Linked DNA regions of Homo sapiens: all the other regions are linked to region 3. Evidence: chromatin loops called from intact Hi-C (ENCODE). Cell type or tissue: heart left ventricle. All regions are shown on one strand.

Region 1 (5,000 bases), 120 kb before region 3:
CACTGAGCCCTCTTATCTATACCTTTTCTTTTCTAATCAAATTTTTATCATTAGTATTTGGCTAATAAGCAAAAGCAATCAATCAGGCACAATCTAAATCTTCATGCCATAAACTGACATCCAGTTAGACATCTGTTAGACATCTAGGTTGTATACATATTCCACATATATATTCTATAAACAAAACTAAGTTTCTCCCATTTCAAAAAAAAAATTCCTTTAAACTGGTTGGCTTTTTTTTTTTTTTTTTTGAGGCTGGGTCTCACTTTGTCAAAAAAAATTCCTTTCAACTGGCTGGCTCTTTTTTTTTTTTTTTTTTTTTTTTTTGAAACAGAGTCTCACTTTGTCACCCAGGCTGGAGTGCAGTGGTGCTATCTTGGCTCACTGCATCCTTGACTTCCTGGGTTCAAGCAGTCCTCCCACCTCAGCCTCCCAAGTAGCCGGACCACAGGTGCACACCACCGTGTCCAGCTAATTTTTGTAATTTTGGTACAGACAGGGTTTCGCCATGTTGCCCAGGCTGGTCTCAAACTCCTAAACTCAAGGGATCCGCCCTCCTTGACCTCCCAATGTACTAGGATTGCAGGTGTGAGCCACTGCACCCAGCCATCAATTGGCTGACTTTCAAGACAGAAACAAGCAAGGAAGTGAAGTCAGTAAGCAAAAGTAGATTATTATTTCTAGAAACTTCACAATGAGTAGAAAGAATATATATGCACCAGCTTCAATTAAATGTATCTCAGATATGTTATAAAATATAACATATATTGATCTTTGCCCCCTCCATGCTATCAGTTAATCCAAATAAATACATCATGGACTCCTGCTACGTAGAATGAATAAGGCACATACCCAACCTCATGAAATATCCTACCAATGCATTAATTCACCCCCTAATCTCACCTGGATTACTGCATAATCTTCCTTAGTAATGAGGCCTCCCTGTCTCAAATCTCTCTTCACCATAATCCATTTTTTATATTGCATCCTTAATCTTTTTTATTAATACATAATTGTACATATTTATGGGGTACATGTGATATTTTGATACATGGATACAATGTGTTATGATCAAATCAGAGTGTTTAGAGTATCCACCACCTCAAACATGTATTATTTCTTTGTGCTGGGAAAATTTCAAATCTTCCCTCTTAGCTATTTTGAAATATACAATAAATTGTTAACTACAGTCATCCTACTACACTACTGAACACTAGAACTTATTTCTACTATTAAACTGTACATTTATACCCATTAACCAACCTCTCCACCTCCCCTCCACCCAACCCACCCCAGCCTCTGGTATCTATCATTCTACTCTCTACCTCCACAAGACCAACTTTTTTAGTTCCCACATACGAGTGAAAACATACAATATTTGTCTTTCTGTATCTGGCTTATTTTACTAACTTAATGACCTCTAGTTCCATTCACGTTGCTGCAAATGACAGGATTTCATTTTTTGTTACAGCTGAATAGTATCTTATTGTTTATATATACCACATTTTCTTTATCCATTCATCCACTGATTGACACTTAGGTTGATTCCATATCTTTACTATTGCGAATAGTGCTGCAATCAACACAGGTATCCCTTTGATATACTGATTTCCTTGCCTTTGGATAAATACCCAGTAGAGGTATTGCTGGATGGTATGACAGCTCTATTTTTAGTTTTTTGAGAAATCTCCATACTGTTTTCCATAACAGCTGTACTAATTTACATTCCCATCAACAGTGTATAAGAATTTCCTTTTGTCTGCATCCTCACCAGCATTTGTTTTATGTCTTCTTGATAACAGCCATTCTAACTGGGGTGAGATGACATCTCACTGTGGTTTTGATTTACATTTCCCTGCTGATTAGTGATGTTGAACATTTTTTCATATACCTGCTGGCCATCTGTATAGTCTCCTTTTGAGAAATGTCTACTCAGTCTCTTTGCCTACTTTTTAATGGGATTATTTGGGGCCTTCTTCTGTTAAGTTCCTTGTATATTCTGAATATTAGTCCCTTGTCAGATGAATAGTTGTAAATGTTTTCTATCATTCTACAGGTTGTCTCTTCACTCTGGTAATTGTTTTCCTTTGTTGGGCAGAAGATTTTAAGATTATTATAGTCCCATTTGTCTATTTTTGTTTTTGTTGCCTATGCTTTTGAAGTTTTAGCCATAAAATCTTGGCCTAGACCAATGTCCTAAAACATTTCCCCTATGTTTTCTTCTAGTAGTTTTATAGTTTCAGATCTTCAGTCTGTAATCCATTTTGTTTTGATTTTTGTATACAGTGAGAGACAGAGGTCTAGTTTCATTTTTCTGCATATGAATATCTAGTTTTCCCAGCAATCATCCTTTCCCCACAAAATGTTCTTGGTGCTTTTATCAAAAATCAGTTGGCTGAAAATGCATGCATTTATTTCTGAGCTCTCTATTCTGTTCCATTGGTTTACATGTCTGTTTGGCAAATCTGACCAAATAACTCCTCTGTTTAAGATACCACTTCATTGGTTCTCTACTTTTCCTAAATTAGCACGACATGTAACATCCCTCGTGAGAGAGTCTTTGTAGTATAAAGATCTCTCCCAAAATGTATGTCTTTTATGTCTCCTACAAACTTCCCTATATGTGCTGTTCTCTCTTTATCAAAACACCTTATTGGTCCCTTCAAGACCACCAGCCAAGCTTTTAAAACCCGTCTATCACCTTCATCTAGAAACCATCCCTGAGCATCACAGGAAAAGCTAGATGCTTCCTGCTCTGTGGACTTAAAGAACCTAGACACAACACTAAGATACACTGCTATAATGTGGAAGGACAATGTCAACCTTTCATTCAAGTTCACTTCCTCGGTATAAACAAAGAGCCTAACATACAACAGTACTTCAAAAGGGCAGATGAACAAATTTCATAGCAATGTCCTAGTTATGTCAATAGACTTACTCTGACTTTGGGGGCAGCAGCTCGAAATTTCACATAAAATAATGTGAAGGCATTGTCTGCATTAGGTACAGATGAAGGATCCTAAAGAAACATGGGGGAGGATAAGGAAGGAAGATAATTAGCAAACAAATAATTCAGAAAACCCAACAGCAACCATTTCCTATGGCTACTGCTTGGCCTGCATACCAATCAAAGCTTAGGGAGAGTCTCCCTCTCCCTCTCCCTCTCCCTCTCCCGTCTCCCGTCTCCCGTCTCCCGTCTCCCGTCTCCCGTCTCCCGTCTCCCGATGGTCTCCCTCTCATGCCGAGCCGAAGCTGGACTGTACTGCTGCCATCTCGGCTCACTGCAACCTCCCTGCCTGATTCTCCTGCCTCAGTCTGCCGAATGCCTGCGATTGCAGGCACGCACCGCCACGCCTGATTGGTTTTGGTGGAGACGGGGTTTCGCTGTGTTGGCCGGGCCGGTCTCCAGCCCCTAACCGCGAGTGATCCGCCAACCTCGGCCTCCCGAGGTGCCGGGATTGCAGACGGAGTCTCGTTCACTCAGTGCTCAATGGTGCCCAGGCTGGAGTGCAGTGGCGTGATCTCGGCTCACTACAACCTACACCTCCCAGCCGCCTGCCTTGGCCTCCCAAAGTGCCGAGATTGCAGCCTCTGCCCGGCCGCCACCCCGTCTGGGAAGTGAGGAGTGTCTCTGCCTGGCCGCCCATCATCTGGGATGTGAGGAGCCCCTCTGCCTGGCTGCCCAGTCTGGAAAGTGAGGAGCGTCTCCGCCCGGCCGCCATCCCATCTAGGAAGTGAGGAGCGCCTCTTCCCAGCCGCCATCACATCTAGGAAGTGAGGAGCGTCTCTGCCCGGCCGCCCATCGTCTGAGATGTGGGGAGCGCCTCTGCCCCGCCGCCCCATCTGGGATGTGAGGAGCGCCTCTGCCCGGCCGAGACCCCGTCTGGGAGGTGAGGAGCGTCTCTGCCCGGCCGCCCCGTCTGAGAAGTGAGGAGACCCTCTGCCTGGCAACCACCCCGTCTGAGAAGTGAGGAGCCCCTCCGCCCGGCAGCTGCCCCGTCTGAGAAGTGAGGAGCCTCTCCGCCCAGCAGCCACCCCATCTGGGAAGTGAGGAGCGTCTCCGCCCGGCAGCCACCCCGTCCGGGAGGGAGGTGGGGGGGGTCAGCCCCCCCGCCCGGCCAGCCGCCCCGTCCGGGAGGTGAGGGGCGCCTCTGCCCGGCCGCCCCTACTGGGAAGTGAGGAGCCCCTCTGCCCAGCCAGCTGCCCTGTCCGGGAGGGAGGTGGGGGGTTCAGCCCCCCGCCCGGCCAGCCGCCCCATCCGGGAGGGAGGTGGGGGGGGTCAGCCCCCCTGCCCGGCCAGCCGCCCCGTCCGGGAGGTGAGGGGCGCCTCTGCCCGGCCGCCCCTACTGGGAAGTGAGGAGCCCCTCTGCCCGGCCACCGCCCCGTCTGGGAGGTGTGCCCAGTAGCTCATTGAGAACGGGCCAGGATGACAATGGCAGCTTTGTGGAATAGAAAGGCGGGAAAGGTGGGGAAAAGATTGAGAGATCGGATGGTTGCCGTGTCTGTGTGGAAGGAAGTAGACATGGGAGACTTTTCATTTTGTTCTGCACTAAGAAAAATTCCTCTGCCTTGGGATCCTGTTGATCTGTGACCTTACCCCCAACCCTGTGCTCTCTGAAACATGTGCTGTGTCCACTCAGGGTTAAATGGATTAAGGGCGGTGCAAGATGTGCTTTGTTAAACAGATGCTTGAAGGCAGCATGCTCGTTAAGAGTCATCACCAATCCCTAATCTCAAGTAACCAGGGACACAAACACTGCGGAAGGCCGCAGGGTCCTCTGCCTAGGAAAACCAGAGACCTTTGTTCACTTGTTTATCTGCTGACCTTCCCTCCACTATTGTCCCATGACCCTGCCAAATCCCCCTCTGTGAGAAACACCCAAGAATTATCAATAAAAAAATAAATAAATAAATAAATAAATAAATAAATAAATAAGCAAGCTTAGGGAGAAAAATCTCAGGAAGATTAAATATTATTATGGCTACACATGAGAAATAAT
Region 2 (5,000 bases), 100 kb before region 3:
TATACACTTTTCAAAACTCATTGAGCTGACACTTAAAATGAATACATTTTATTGTACATAAATTATAAGTCAGCATATTAGTTTTTTTAATTTTAAAGAGAGAACAGGTACGAGTTTCATCCAGAGGACTTTTTTTAAGCAGGCCAAACAAGTTCACAGATGTGGTGCAAGACTACCTTCAAGTGAACCTGAGAACACTGAATCTCAAGTAAGATTCAATGTCAAGGGTATACAGGCTTGCCATGTACCTTGGCTATCATTTGCTGAGCATTTACTGTGTACTTGCTACACAACGAATTTACATGCATTATCGTATTTAACGCTCACAAAAATCCTGTGAAATAATATATAATTATCCCTGTTTTATATATTAGGAAACTAAAGATCTAAGAAGCTAAGTAATTTGCTTAAGCTCACAAAGATGCTAAATGATGGAGCTGACTTTCAGGTGCAGGTCAGCCTAGCTCAGGAACTGTAATTCTTCATCGGTTTGTAGAACTGCCTCTCTCAACTTACTATATATGTAATCCAGTTCCAACACATGTACTTTATGTTTTATTTGGTCAATGCCTCAACTTTGACTCTTAATAGGAAAAGAAAGAGGAGACAAGGAAAGTGGCAGAAGAAACTACTGTAAGTTTAGGTTTCTAATTAGGAATGAACAAAAACCAAGAAAAAATTACACATGCTAAATTACTGAAAAATAACTACAAATGTTAATATAAAAAGAATATTTGGGTTTTTTAAAAAAGGACTACCTAGCAACAAGTGAGATGGAGGGGTACCCATGCACACACTGAGGGAACAGGTTAACAGAAGACAGACATTGGGGGAAGTCAAAAGTGCATAAGACATTAAAACCTCAATAATCTATCAACGTCCAAACATGGAATCTCATGTTTTTTTACCTATATCATAACTATAATTGGGCAATAGATTCATTTAAAACACGTAAACAGCCACAACTAATGCAAAATCAAGAATGTTCTAGAAAGACTTAATGTTAATTATGGTGACAAATGTTCAGAACTTTTAATTAGGACTTTATTAGCCTTGTCTTCAGACATCTGAAATAATCAAACATCCTTAGAAAAGATACTGCAATTCACCTGCTGTGCGGTTTCAATTCTTTCTTCTTCCATTCCTAAGGAAGTGAAGCCCTTCAAGAGAATGTCTTCTGTAGATTCAGGCACTACTGAAGTCAGTTCAATGGGCAGTGACTGGGATGTTAAACTGCACAAGTCTTCAATTGGAAGCTTGAAAAAAGAGAGTCACAAAGATATTTAAGTGACTTGAAAATTCTCTGAACTTAACTCAAGATTGGGTTTCCATCTCAGTTGTTTTGAAAGAGAAAGAAATATTTTCCATTAAATCACATTAAGTTAATAAATACTATATAGTACTAACATTTTAGGCTCTATATTAAATGCTCATCTCAAAATATAAACATGACACTGATGTCCCACCATTAGTAAGCTTTTTTTTTTTTTTTGGTGACAGGGTCTTGCTCTGTCATCCAGGCTGACATGCAAGGTGCCACCTCAGCTCACTGTAACCTCTGCCTCCAGAGTTCAAGCCATCCTCCCACCTCAATCTCCAAGTAGCTGAGATTACAGGCACGCAACACCACGCCCAGCTAATTTTTGTATTTTTGGTAGAGTTGGGGGTCTATACATGTTGCCCAGGCTGGTCTCAAACTCCTGGGTTCAAGTGATCCTCCTACCTTAGCCTTCCAAAGTGCTGAGATTACAGGCATGAGCCACCAAGTCTGGTCTGAGTTAGCTTTCTAATAAGGGTGGTAAATCTGTACTAATCCACACACATTTTCTCACTTGAGCCTCTTGTGAACTACCACCAGGCAAAGAGAAAACCTATGTGCTATTGAAAGTAGTTTGCCCTCCCCAGTATCTAACACAAAAGCCTGACCAACAGGATTAACAAATCACACCCAATGACCGGGTTCAGTGGCTCACGCCTGTAATCCCAGCACTTTGAGAGGCAGAGTTGGGTGGATCACTTGAGCCCAGGAATTTGAGACCAGCCTGGGCAACATAGTGACACCCCCGTCTCTACTGAAAATACAAAAAAAAAAATTAGCTGGGTGTGGTGGCACACATCTGTGGTCCAGCAACTTGGGAGGCTGAGATGGGAGGACCACCAGAGCCCAGGAGGTGGAGGTTGCAGTGAGTCAAGGTCGTGCCACCCACCCAGGGTGACAGAGTGAGGCCCTGTCTAAAAAAATAAATAAATAAATCACACCCAAGAATTGATTAGAAATAAACATTACCTCCTCCTACCATTTCCACCCACCCACTGGCACATCTCACCACACCTTCCTGCTGACAAATTTTGAAATTAAAACTGAATAGGAAGAATTTTAGAGTTTTCCATCAGTTTCAGAAGCGGCCCACAGACAAGGTCTCACTTTGACAATATTAGACCTACAGTACTTTCTAGTTCTCCACTATCAAAGAAAGACCAGGTGTTAATTTATTTATAGACATACAGACTGTTTTTAGACCAAAACAAAGGGAAAGTAGATGCTGGGGAAAGTAAAAGGGCCTAATTGTTTAGGTTCAAATTCCAGTTTTCAGCTCTCAGTTCTTAGTTTATGACATTTAAGGTCCATTGATATAAGACAAGATCCAAGGTCTCAGGAAGGTGCTACCCTGTCTACCTTCTAAATATAGAAGTTTCATCTGAAGATAGCATTTTCTCTTCAAAACTAAAATAAGCTAGATGCAAAATGCACCACTAATTTAGAAACACTGTCCTTTAAAAATAGAGTTTTTTGTGTATGGGTTCAAATAGGGCTATATTTATGGTACAGTAAAGTACATTACAATGCAGCCTAGTTAGAATCCTGCTCCTGTTCATTCATAAGCTGTGTGACATGGGGCAAATTACTTGATGTTTCTAATCCTCAATTATCTTCTCTTAGCTGATACGGATACACTGTCTGTATCATAACGTTACTATAAGGAGTAAAAAAGAAGGCCAGGCACGGTGGCTCACGCCTGTAATCCCAGCACTTTGGGAGGCTGAGGTGGGCGGATCACGAGGTCAGGAAATCGAGACCATCCTGGCTAACATGGTGAAACCCCGTCTCAACTAAAAACACACAAAAAAAAATTAGCCGGGCATGGTGGCAGGCGCCTGTAGTCCCAGCTAGTTGGGAGGCTGAGGCAGGAGAATGGCATGAACCCGGGAAGTGAAGCTTGCAGTGAGCCGAGATCGAGCCACTGCACTCCAGCCTGGGCGACAGAGCGAGACTCCATCTCAAAAAAAAAAAAAAAAAAAAAAAAGAGTAAAAAAGAAAACAAAGATGTGGGAAAACTGGCTTTTTAGAATGCTGGAAAGCTGCAGACAAAGTATTTAGGAAGGTCCTTGATCTGCCTTCTCCCCACAAATGAGCCTGGCTCAAGAGTCAGGAGGGTCCTAGGTGTAGGTAAACAGTTCTTATTAAGGGCATCACTTGTTCATGTAAACTCTTTCTGAATGGTAACACAATCCCTGAGTATAAAAGGACTGTGGCCCAGCAAGAATTAAGTTTCTCAAATCCAGTAAGAATTTATCCTGAGTCTAAAGTGTCATCAGCAACCGTATGCTGCCACTAGGGGTTCTGGAGGACAGAGGAAGCTGTGCTGAGATAAGCCGCATCTACACCTGCTCTGCAGAACCCTTCTAATGAGCAACATGAGCTGTCTCCTTGGGGAGCCACCCAAGACTCAAGATAACCCACCTGAAGCAATGCTGCATGTAAAGCACTTAGCACAGACCTGACATATTGTAAGCAATAAATTTGAGTACTGATATTATATTATTATTATTCCCATCTAATAGCAGCAACAGAGTAAGTTTATAAATCTAATCAACTTCTTGTAAAGCCGTCTTTACAAAATTATATTTTATTAGCAATAAAATTTAGTTCTATATGAACAGATCATCACAAATTCAATCACATAATTCTATCAGCACTGTTTAGATTATATCTAAGGGGGGCCGGGGTGATATGGCTCAGATTTGGAAAATATACCAGAAAACACACGAAAGCTAGGCTAGGATGAAGAAAGCTGAAAGAAATGTTGCTTGTACCCTCACAATAACAAAAAGCCAAATAATCCACAAGATTATAACTAGTCTTGAATCCACCAGTCTTGCAGAGTAACCAAGTAGATAAAAATCTGGGGAGCGACAGGCACCTCCAGGAAGAGACAGGCTGCAAGCACTGGCTCACCTGTGGCAAATCATGGGAAAAAAGAGATGGCAAACATTACAAGAGGAAACAGGCCGGGTGCAGTGGCTCACACCTGTAATCCCAGCACTTTGGGAGGCTGAGGTGGGAGGATCACGAGGTCAGGAGATCAAGACCATCCTGACTAACACGGTGAAACCCCATCTCTACTAAAAATACAAAAAATTAGCCAGGCGTGGTGGCGGGCGCCTGTAGTCCCAGCTACTCGGGAGGCTGAGGCAGGAGAATGGCATGAACCCAGGAGGCGGAGCTTGCAGTGAGCTATGATTGCACCACTGCACTCCAGCCTAGGCGACAGAGGGAGACTCCGTCTCAAAAAAAAGAGAGAAAACAACTCAGTCAAGAGACAAAGCAATCAACAGAGCCAGACTCAGATGAGCAAGAGACTAGAACTATCAGACAAGGAATCTAAAATAACTGTGATTAACATGTTAAAGGCTCTGGTGTAACACACAGATAAGAAGTATAAACAGATACACAATTTCAACAGAAAACTGAAAACTGTGTCAAATGGAAATGTGAGAAATAAAAATAATGGTAACAAAGATGAAGAATACCTGCAATGGGCTCATCAGTACACAGAACACAGTTAAGGAAAAAAAATCAGTGAACTTGAAGTTAGGTCAATAAAAATCACCCAAAATGAATCATACAGAGAAAACAGAGTGGGAAAATAAAAACTGAACATAGCATCCAAGAATTGTGTGATGGTATCAAATTATATGATGATATCAAATTACATGAA
Region 3 (5,000 bases):
ATGGGTTGATTACAAAGATCAAATGAGGTAACATATACGAAGCGTTTCGTAGACTGTGTCTGACATTGTGATTCTACTGTGACTTCCTGAAGTTTAAAGACAGAATTCTAGTCCCCAGGGCTTGACACCGTAGTAGGAGCTTATGTACACAGAAGAATGAAGGGAATGAGTCTGTCCAGATTCTTTTCCATACAGTGTCTAGTAAGATGTGTAAGAGAAATGGTCACTCAACTAAGTCCCAAAGGGAAGAGGGTCTGCTTTTCTTCCTTTTAGAACCCAAAGCTGAAGTCATCTGTTTGTAAAATGCAGAATGAAATACAATCCTAATTAAGTTGTGTCACAAGACATGCTGCTCAGGAGCCCTCTGCCCCTTGGGAAGCCATCCAAAGGAAACACGAGCCCAAGGTGACTGGGAAGGCCAGATGGTGTCACTTAATACAAAGGAGAAGGAAACTAGGCACGAACTACTGATAGACAGTTACTCTACAGGGAACTGGGTTTTAATTTCAATGGAAATAGAGCCCTGAGAACTCACAGGGAAAGCAAAGGGCATGGAGCGGGAAAGCGGAGGGGCACGGGTGCGGGAAAGCGGGGGGCATGGATACGGGAAAACGAGGGGCATGGATACGGGAAAACGAGGGGCATGGATGCGGGAAAACGAGGAGCATGGATGCGGGAAAGCGAGGGGCATGGATTCAGGAAATCGCGTGGCATGGATGCAGGAAAGCAAGGAGCAGGGCTGGAAGGAAATTGAGATGGGGGCCATCATTCAGTGTGCTCTGGCTTAGTGCCTCCTGTGTGAAATGAGTTAAATGGCACCCATCTCTTAAAGTTATGCAACTATTTTCCATATCCCCCCATCCCTCAGACCTCTCTGCCTCTGTGACATTTGTCCCGAGGACAGGGAAAGTAGCTCCCTGTGTTCGTATGGCCTGGGCAGGGCCTTACAGCAGCTTGACCAACCTGCAGCTGCTCTCCCTCTCTCTCCAGATGCAGCCCTTCCCGTTGGTGCTGGCTTTAGTTCCTGCTTTCTCTCTCCACGGGCTAAGAAGCCGGCTCCCTCTCTGCCCCGCACATGCTACTGGCCTCTCTTTCATGGCGTTCCCTCCTTCCAGTTCTCTGAACACACCAAACTCCCTCCTTGGGGTTTTTGATGGCTTGCTTTCTCCTCAGCCCAGTAAGTTCTTCTCACCTGGAGGTGCAGTCAGCGCTTTTTCATTGTCCAGATCACTGCTCAAATGTCATCTCCCTGGAGAGGACTTCTTGGACCCACCAGCCTCAGCTCCCTCTTGCCAGCCACTTTCTATCACATTCCTGCATTCTGGCTTCCTCAAAGCTCTTATCTCTATGGGAAATTATCTTGCTTATTTGTGTGGTTGTGATTGTCAGCATCTCTTCATCAGAATGCATGTTTGCTCATTGCTGTATCCCCTGTGCCTAAGACCCTAGGATCACAGGCCACTATAAAATGATGGTCATTCATTTAGCCAAAGTGATAATTCCAAAATTTCTTTCTTTCTTTTCTTTTTTTTTTTTTTTTTTTTGAGACGGGATCTAGCCCTGCAGCCTCTGCCTCCCAGGCTCAAGCTATTCTCGTGTCTTGGCCTCCCGAGTAGCTGGGATTACAGGTGCATGCCACATGCCTGGCTAATTTCTGTATTTTTAGTAGAGACAGAGTTTCACCATGTTGGCCAGGCTGGTCTCGAATTCCTGGCCTCAGGTGATCCTCCCACCTCAGCCTCCCAAAATGCTGGGTTACAGGCCTGAGCCACAGGGCCTGGCCTAGCCCTATCTTTACCATTAGCTCCATTTTACAAGTTGTCATGGGGGGTAGTACACAGAAGGATCGCGCAGCTAAAAAGCAACAGGGTTGGGAGTGGAAACCAGGTTTGTGTCCTCCTCTCTCCTTCGGCTCCCTAGTCGCCTTGGGGAGTTCCCACCAATGGGGCCCAAACCTGATCATCAAAATCAACAGGAAACATCTTCAAGAGGGTCCAGGGCCCGCCCAATTCCCATGGAACCAGAATCTTTGAGAGTGCCGCCCAGAAATCCGTGTTTTTCAAAAGCTCTCCAGATCCCAGTACTCAGCGGGAACTTGGAAACCATTCACTTTACCGGGGTATGAAGCCACCCAGCAGCTGGAAAGCGTCCTAGGAATGCGCTGATGGTTCTGACTGCGGTCATTGGGAATATCATTCCGCTCTCCCCTGCCCGGCGGCTGGAGCGGCGTGTTCGCAGCGCCCTCTGCCGGACATTCGGCGAAACCGTAACTGCAGCAACCCCCTTGGCGGGGTGTGTAGGGGCGTCAAGCCGCGCTCATCAGCCCCCTTTGCAATACAGCTCCCTACTGCTAAGTGGAGGTGAGTAGTAAATAATACTCGCTGACTGAGAAAGTGCAAGGTCATCCGATTTTATTAATAGGCCGGGCGCGGTGGCTCACGCCCGTAATCCCAGCACTTTGGGAAGCCGACGCGAGAGGATCCCTGTAGCCCAAGAGTTTGAAACCAACAAGATAGTGAGATACCGTCTCGATCTTGCAGATAAACATTTTTAAAAAAAGAAGAAAAAAAAAAAAGGCCGGGCGCGGTGGCTCACGCCTGTAATCCCAGCACTTTAGGAGACCGAGGCGGGTGGATCACTTGAGGTCAGGAGTTTGAGACCAGCCTGGGCAACAGGGCAAAACCCAGTCTCTACTAAAAATACAAAAAATTAGCCGGGCCTGGTGTCAGGTGCCTGTAATCCCAGCTACTCGGGAGGCTGAGGCAGGAGAATCGCTTGAACCTGGGAGGCAGAGGTTGCAGCGAGCCGAGATCGTGCCATTGCACTCCAGCCTGGGCAACAGAATCAGACTGGCTCAAAAAAAAAAATTAAATTCTATTAAAGAACAAACAAATTTTTACTTCTAATTAGAACACTCCATTCTAGCAAAACACACATAGGTTAAAAAGATGGGTACATACATGGTTTATCCAGTAGCTTTGGCCACCGCTAGGTAGAGAGTTGCATCCTCAGGAGTTTCCCACACTTCATTTATTCGTTTACTCATTCTTTTTCCCCCCAACAACTATTTATTTCATGCTTAGTAAATACCATGCACTCTTATGGCAGAGAACCAAAACAAAAAATTCTCCCCTCCTGAAGTGTATCGCCTAGTGATGGAGACACGTAGTAAACAGATAAATATCTACTTACAATTGGAGGCCAGTGCTCTGAAGGAAAACAGCCAGGTTTTGAGAGCTCTATTTTAGGAAGATGGGCAAGGATAGCCTCCTTGGAGCTGACCTGAAGTGAAGATCTGAAATTGACATGGAATGAGCCAGGCAAAGCAGAGAGGGATTCCAAGTGGCTTCATGAGTTCTCAGATGAGGGACTGGGAGGAAGCCGGTGTGCGGTGCTCAGGAGTGGCGGGGTGTAAACTGTGGTGAGGTTAAGGAAGCAGGAGTTAACAATAAGCACCTGGGCCGGGCGCGGTGTCTCACGCCTGTAATCCCAGCACTTTGGGAGGCCAAGGCAGGTAGGTCACTTGAGTTTAGGAGCTGGAGACCAGCCTGGGCAACATGGCAAAACCCCGTCTCTACAAACAGTACAAAAATTAGCCGAGTATGGTGGTGTCACCTGTAGTCCCACCTACTTGGGAGGCTGAGGTGGGAGGATTGCTTGAGACTGGGAGGCAGAGGCTAGAGTGAGCCATGATTGGGCCACTGCACTCCAGCCTGAGTATCGCTCAGAGTGAGATCCTGTCATGGCGGGGAAAAAAAAGGAAGAAAAAGATTTAAACCCAGGCAATCCACATCAGCAGCCATTCTCATACCTATCCACTCCTCACTGCCTTCTAGGCATTGCTGAATTTGAGCTTTATTTTAAGTACAATGAGATATTTGTAAGCTTTTAAGTGGGACTCTGCATGATCTTTTATGTTTTAACAAGATGGTGCTAGATGATTACAGACTTTAGGGAGGAAGAGTAGAAGGGTGAGACAGCAGGCTGAGACAAGGAGGAGAGGTGCAGAGGTGGGAGACAGTGCAAGGATTTAAAACAAGTGACAGGACTGGTGACAGATCAGGTGAGGTGGTGTTGGAAAGGAAGGTGTCAAAGAAGGCACTTAGCTCAGGAAACTGGGTGGTACCATTGGCTGAGATGGAGCAGAGTGCAAGTTTAGGAGAGTCAGTAGAATTCAGATGTGCATACGTTGAGTTAAATGAGATGCCGGTGATACGGCTAAAACCAAAACCAAGGAGGCTGTTGGATAAATCACCGGCATTTCAAACTTAAGGTGTATAAAGGTGAATTCTTCATTTACCTTATTCTGAAATTCAGAGACGTCCAGGCTAGAAATGGAAATTTTTTTTTTTAAGCATTATGAGTGCTATTTAAGTCACTTACGGATGATGCTATCTAGGGAGAACACATAAACACAGAAGAGTTCCAAGAATCAAACCCTAAGGAACTCCAACATTTGGAGGGTGGATCCAGAAAGAGAAGGCAGGAGAGAGGAGAGAAAGCCAGTGCCTGAGGGGAGCCAGGAAGGACTCACAAGACAAACACAGCCTAGAACTGTGCTTACATTGTGCTTGGAAAAAGAAATAGACACCAGATCCCTGCTTCCTGTTTCCTTATGTGAACCCAAAGTATCCGAGACAGGTCTCAACCAATTTAGAAAGTTTATTTTGCCAAGGTTGAGGACACACGCCCGTGACACAGCCTCAGGAAGTCCTGACCACATGTGTCCAAGGTGGTCAGGGCACAGCTTGGTTTTATACATTTTAGGGAGACATGAGACATCAATCAATATGTGTAAGATGTACATTGGTTTGGTCCAGGAAGGCGAGACAACTCGAGGTGAGGGACGGGGCTTCCAGGTCACAGGTGGATAAGAGACAAACAGTTGCATTCTGTTGAGTTTCTGATTAGCCCTTCCTTGTGGAATTAGGTATTTCCTTGTGGGCAAATTATGAGCAAGGTGTGTAGCTTTTTTTTTTTTTTAATCTTTGTAGCTCTCT

What was found. Hi-C counts contacts between places; a loop is a spot of excess contacts. Peaks named below come from ENCODE experiments on the same cell type or tissue, not always from the same donor. Only the 100,000 strongest peaks of a DNase experiment are listed, where the experiment ranks them.
Region 1: it touches region 3 in a loop (7-fold over the local background); 32 of 110 quality-filtered maps call a loop at or near these places.
Region 2: a loop joins it to region 3, with 2.8 times the contacts of the local background. A loop is called at or near these places in 42 of 110 quality-filtered maps.

The regions. Positions count from the first base shown.
Region 1 is chr13:45,484,514-45,489,513 of GRCh38, reverse strand. It overlaps COG3 (component of oligomeric golgi complex 3), which reads right to left. Exons shown (of 23, transcript NM_031431.4): 8 at 2,939-3,019. Among named protein-coding and RNA genes, the nearest start is that of COG3, 22 kb to the right of the region's middle. RefSeq lists an enhancer at 4,471-4,973. In heart left ventricle, no CTCF peak of the experiment used is centred here; no DNase peak of the experiment used is centred here.
Region 2 is chr13:45,472,457-45,477,456 of GRCh38, reverse strand. COG3 (component of oligomeric golgi complex 3) reads right to left here. Exons shown (of 23, transcript NM_031431.4): 2 at 1,110-1,256. Among named protein-coding and RNA genes, the nearest start is that of COG3, 10 kb to the right of the region's middle. In heart left ventricle, no CTCF peak of the experiment used is centred here; no DNase peak of the experiment used is centred here.
Region 3 is chr13:45,368,375-45,373,374 of GRCh38, reverse strand. TPT1-AS1 (TPT1 antisense RNA 1) reads right to left here. Exons shown (of 11, transcript NR_024458.1): 4 at 3,193-3,295. Among named protein-coding and RNA genes, the nearest start is that of TPT1-AS1, 30 kb to the right of the region's middle. RefSeq lists enhancers at 1,845-2,345, 2,346-2,846. In heart left ventricle, a CTCF peak has its summit at 2,251 (motif pointing left); a DNase peak (open chromatin) is centred at 2,234; H3K4me3 peaks cover 383 bases; H3K27ac peaks cover 453 bases.